Linked DNA regions of Homo sapiens: region 2 is linked to region 1. The links are chromatin loops, found by intact Hi-C in ENCODE. Cell type or tissue: heart right ventricle. All regions are shown on one strand. Links, peaks and the distances in the headings refer to the core of each region. The heading gives the core; the rest is flanking DNA.

Region 1 (2,812 bases), core at 46-2,545:
ATGGTCTAAAAGGGGAGGCATGAGTAAACCACCCATTGTTTAGCATATAATCAAGAAATAACCATAAAAATGGGCAACAAGCAGCCCTGGGGGTTGCTCTGTCTAAGGAGTAGCTATTATTTTATTCCTCTACTTTCTTAATAAACTTGCTTTCACTGGGCATGGTGGTTTATGCCTGTAATCCCAACACTTTGGGAGGCCGAGGCGGGTGACCTGAGGTCAGGAGTTCAAGACCAGCCTGGCCAACATGGTGAAACCCCGTCTCTACTAAAAATTCAAAAATTAGCCAGGCATGGTGGTGGGTGCCTGTAATCCCAGCTACTTGGGAGGCTGAGGCAGGAGAATTGCTTGAGCCTGGGAGGCAGAGGTTGCAGTGAGCTGAGATCGCGCCACTGCACTCCAGCCTGGGCGACAGAGTCTCCATTCCCCCCATCCCCCCAACTCCAAAAACAAACAAACAAAAACACAACTTGCTTTCACTTTACCCTATGGACTTGCCCTGAATTCTTTCTTGTGCAACATCCAAGAACCCTCTCTTAGGGTCTGGATCCAGACCCCTTTCCAGTAACACTTCTGTTTTTCTGGAGAACTCAGAGTAATACAATTTGTGACTGCGTCTTGTTAAGGAACTATTTCCCTACCCTGAGGTCCTGAAGATGATTTTCTTTAGTTTCTAAAGATCATAAAGTTTTGCTTTTCAAATTCAGGTCTTTAATCTAACCGGGGGTTATTTTAATGTATGCTACAAGGTAGGAAGCCATTTTATTTTTTTTCCAAATGATTAACAAGTTGTTCAGTGTTATTTTAAAACAATCCATCTGTATTAGTTTCCCAGAGCTGTCATAACAAATTACCACAAGCTGGGTGGCTTAAAACAACAGAAATTTATTTTCTCACAGTTCAGAAGGCCAGAAGTCTGAAATTAAGGTGTCAGCAGCACTGGTTCCTTCTGAAGATTCTGAGGGAGAAAACCTCCCATGCCTCTCTCTTAGCCTCTGGCGGTTGCCAGCAATCCTTGGCTTGTGGACACATCACTAATCTTTCTCTCCATCTTCACATCGTTTTATATTCTGTTTCCCTGTGTCTTCTCCTCTTCTTATAACGACACCAGTCATTGGATTTAGGGCCCACCCTAAATCCAGGATGAGTTATTCTTAAAATCTTGAGCTAATTACATCTGGAAAGACCCCATTTCCAAATAAGTTAATATTCTGAGGTTCTGAGGGGACATGAATTTTGCGGGGTACACTATTCAGCCCACTATATAGCATCATCTTTTGCTACTCTTTTGCAAATTCTATTTCTGTTGTTTATCCAGTGTCCATTTATGTGTGGGCAGAGTGGTCATTTTATAATATAAATCTCTGATGAAATGGTTAGACATTTTTCATGAGATAATCTTATTTAATCCTCACAGCAGTGCCGTGAGGTAGATGCTACTAAAATCACCTACTGTTGAGAGGTGTGCCAGTCAGCATTTGCTAAGTATGACGTGATAACAAACAACCCCAAACTCTCAGTGACTTACAAAAAGCCAATTGCTTTCTTCATCACATTACACATCACAGCTGTAGATTCACTGCAGCTTTGCTCTGTGTCTTTTCATTCCAGGGTCCAGGCTGAAGGTGCAGGCCCTATCCAAGACACAACATTTCCAGTGGCAGAGATAAAAAAGTAAGATTTCAGACTCAAACATGCAATGGCACTCCAAGTTTCTGCTTCGAACTGGCATGTATCTCTCTAGCTCACATTTCATTGGCCAAAGGAAGTCATGTGGTTAAGCTTGACAATGGGCTGGGGAAGTGCACTCCTTCCTCTGGAAGGTACACAAGTCACATGGCAACTGGCTAGGATGGATAATTCTCTTACTGGCCAAGGGAAGGGCAAATAATGGAGAAAAATAATACGTCAACCACAGGGGTTGAGTAACTTTCCCAAGATCAAACCACTGGGAAGGGACAGAGGCAGATTCAAACTCAGACAGTCTCCAAAGCCATAGTGAACTCCATGGCTCCCTACTGCCTGTTAGATGGAATCCAAATATATTTAAGCTTTAGGGCATTCCTGCAGCCTGGAGGGCCCTTCTACCTAATTTGTGTGCTGAATTCACTCTTTAAGGCTCCACTCCAATCTCAACTCCTTGGACTCACTCTTATTTGTCATGTGTTCCCTCTGCTCTAAGGCCCTTGTACAGTGTTCCCAAATGTTTGCAGTATTTTGGGATGAAAGGAGTGAGGGGCACAAGCTGCAAGTGGACTGTGCTCCTGAGGATGAGAGCACTTTGCCTACTTTTCCACCCCTCTAAACTAAGCTTAGTATCTTGTGCTTGGGTGACTCTGACAGGTCAGCCCCGCATGACTCACTCTGTAAGCCTTCAGCGCGGGTCACCACAAGGTCCTGGTTTAGGGTGTGTGAGTTGGTGGGTGGGGAGGGGAGGTGGAAATTAACTTTCACCTTTCAGGAACCTTTCCCTTCCCCAGGAGAAGGACAAGTGTAAGTCCTTCCCTTAAGTAGTCTGGGCAAGTCTCTACTCATCACTCCTAGGAGGACTGGGGAGGTCCTGGAAGGTGCAGAGGAGGAAGCTCTGAGAAGTAGAAACAGCACCAAACTGCACCATAGAAGACTTTACTAATTTGTCCAAATGACAGAATTTACCTTCTCTGAGCTTCAGTTTCCCCAGCTATAAAGTGGCAACAACACTGATCTTGCCCTCCTCCCTAAGTTGCTACAAAAAGACATAGTAAAAATCTTTAGGGTGCCGGGCAGGGTGGCTCACGGCTGTAATCTCAGCACTTTGGGAGGCTGAGGCAGG
Region 2 (2,812 bases), core at 63-2,562, 54 kb before region 1:
TGGATGTTTAACAACCAGCTCTCCAAGATGCCGGAGGAGGACCCTGGCTTGCAGTGTTTGCTGATTTCCATAGTGTAAATACTCCCACCATGGCCAGTTTCAAACTACCAACCTGCTGCCACAAGCATGGAGTTGAGAAGAGGTGCACACGGTCAGCTTTCATGAGCGGGTGGCAGCTGGCTTTGTCATATTGCTGATGCTACAGGACTAGCTTGTAGCCATGCTGACCTCTGAGTTTTTTCTTAAGCCAATCTCTATGGATCAAAGTTGACTTTATCTTTGTCGATATAATCTGGCTGGAAGAATGAATGTTCTGACTTGTTAATGATGTATTCAGCTTGTCTGCTTAGGTAAGAGAGTACAGGTGAGTTAGTTGAAGCTTTATACCACCTTGCCTTGCTGTGGTCTCAGGAGGCCTCAGTCCTTCTTCCACCTTCCTCAGCCGCACTTACTATGAGGTGAGGGGGAGGGCAGAGCCAGACCACCATGGCCAGTCCAAGGCAGCCACCAGTCTACCTCCTGTCTCTACAGACCTGCCTGTGCTGGACATCTCACGTAAACCGAATCATGTAATATGTATATACCACACTTTATCCATTTATCAATATAAAATGATTAAGGAGCTATTTTACTTTCTAAGTTCTGTGTTCTAAGTCTGTGAAATCTGGTGTGTATTTTACACTCACAGCACATCTCTATTTCAGACTGGCTGCATTTCAGGTACTCAGTAGCTACAGGTGGCCCATTGCTACTACATGAGACAGCACAGGCCTAAGGGAAGAAAACTGTGGAAAGGGAAAGGGTGCAGAAGGAGAGTCTGGGAGGGTCAGAGAAGCAGAATGAAGCGCCACATGCTTAGGGAGGGGAGAGTGGCAGGAGGCAAGGCTGGAGGGGCGGGACTGGCATGAGAACCTCGGCTTCTGTGCCTGCCCTTTAGTGATGAAGATATGTGCCAGAAGTTCCTCCAGCAGAACAGCTGGAATATCTTTCGGAAGGACCTGTTGCAGCTGCTCGTGGAGCCTTGCCAAAGTCAACTGTTCACTCCAAACCGGCCCAAGAAGAGAGAGATCTACAACCCTAAGTCTGTGGTCCTGGATTTGTGCAGCATCAACAAGACGACTAAACCTCGTTATCCTATTTTTATGGCACCCCAGAAATACCTCCCCCCATTGAGGATTGTCCAAGCCATCAAAGCACCTCGGTACAAAATCCGAGAACTCTTGGCTTAGTGTAAGAGCACAGGGGTCCTTATTTAGGACAAATAAAGGATGGTGGATTGGGCGCTGTGCTTTCTGAATGACCACCATGGGAGCTGTGGGACTTGGAGGAAGGGGGCCTGGAGGGCTGAGCTGTGGGTCCACAGAGGTGTTTGGGGGACAGCAATGGGGGCACAGTCTCCCTTGATGCTTGAGGGCTGGGCTGAGTGAATGGATGGTCAGAGGCTGTGTGTGGACGGGTTAATCATTGGGCATAGGTTCAGGGTAGGAGGGTCTTGTCTGATAAGCTGGATGTGGGGGAGGCTCAAATCAAAGTGGTCAAGACTAGGGTTGCAAATGCCTTCCAAGGCCACACAGGTCATCTAAAGGAGGGCAGCAGAAGGGCTGGGAAGGCAACGGGGAATGGTGGAGATGCTGGGGCCCACTGTGTAAGTTCCCCATCCAGATGGGGCAGCTGCCCCTTAGCCCAGTCAGTTGCTGCCCTGTCAGAAAATAATTCGGGCCTCATATCGTCAGTCTGTAGATTCTTCAAGAGAATCAAGAAATTCAATATTTTAGATGATTCCTACCAGTTTTTAAACATGAGCAACTAATTCAGATTGTTTTCAAATAGTGTCAAACAAAACACACATGGGCCTGCAGGTGGTGGGCTGGGTCCCTGTCAGAGAGTGGAAGTGAGGCTGCGACTGATTGGGAGGAGGGTACAGGAGCCAGAGAGACGCTGATGGGACAGCATGACAGGAGCAGGCATCAGGTCCAGGATGAGGAGTGAGTAGCTGTGATAGAGGAGGTGGAGACAAGGAGGCTGCAGAGTCTGAACGAAAGAGGGCTCCTCACTCTCTCTGCTGGGTCTTTAATCTGGAGCTGCCCAACACTGATCTGGGCCTACAACTCAGGGTTCCTGTCTCCAGCAGCCTCAGCACCACAGACCAAGCTCCAGACACCTCTTTCCCTTCGAGAACCCCATAGGTTAGCCTGAGAGCACTGAGGAGCCTGGCGGAGGCCATGGCGGCACAGGAGCCTGCCCGCTTCCAAGTCCCCCACCCTGTCCCTGGCAAGGCATAGACTCTGAGGAATGCCTGGGCGTTGAGCTGGGCACCAGGAGCTCTGGCAGTCCCAGGTGTGCTTGTGTCTCACTGGACCCTCTTGAGCACTTTGATTCCCTTATCTGTACCTCAGTTTCCCCAGTGGTGAAATGAGCAAGTTGGACAAGATCAATGGCTTTCATGAATGGGGGTGATCTAGTTTGAAAAGCATATTCAACATTATAGTTTTGTTTGTTGAATTTATTTTTTATTTTGAGACAGGGTCTTGCTCTGTTGCCCAGGCTGCAGTGCAGTGGCACGATCATAGCTCACTGCAGCCTCGAACTCTTGGGCTCAAGCAATCCTCCTGCCTTAGCCTCCAAAGTAGCTGGGAGTACAGGTATGCACCATCACGTAGGGCTAATTAAAAATTTTTTTTTGTAGGGACAGGGTCTTACTGAATTGCTCAGGCTGGTCTCAAACTCCTGGCCTAAAGTGATCCTCTCACCTTGGCCTCCCAAAGTGCTGAGATTTCAGGTATGAGCCTGATACGATTTGGCTGTGTCCCCA

What was found. Peaks named below come from ENCODE experiments on the same cell type or tissue, not always from the same donor. Only the 100,000 strongest peaks of a DNase experiment are listed, where the experiment ranks them.
Region 2: it touches region 1 in a loop (2.1-fold over the local background); 4 of 110 quality-filtered maps call a loop at or near these places.

What each region holds. Positions count from the first base shown.
Region 1 is chr20:36,083,568-36,086,379 of GRCh38, forward strand. No RefSeq gene overlaps it. Among named protein-coding and RNA genes, the nearest start is that of NORAD, 34 kb to the left of the region's middle. In heart right ventricle, for the core only: no CTCF peak of the experiment used is centred there; no DNase peak of the experiment used is centred there.
Region 2 is chr20:36,029,420-36,032,231 of GRCh38, forward strand. It overlaps CNBD2 (cyclic nucleotide binding domain containing 2), which reads left to right. Exons shown (of 12, transcript NM_001365709.1): 12 at 938-1,281. The coding sequence ends at 1,229. Among named protein-coding and RNA genes, the nearest start is that of NORAD, 20 kb to the right of the region's middle. In heart right ventricle, for the core only: no CTCF peak of the experiment used is centred there; a DNase peak (open chromatin) is centred at 1,022.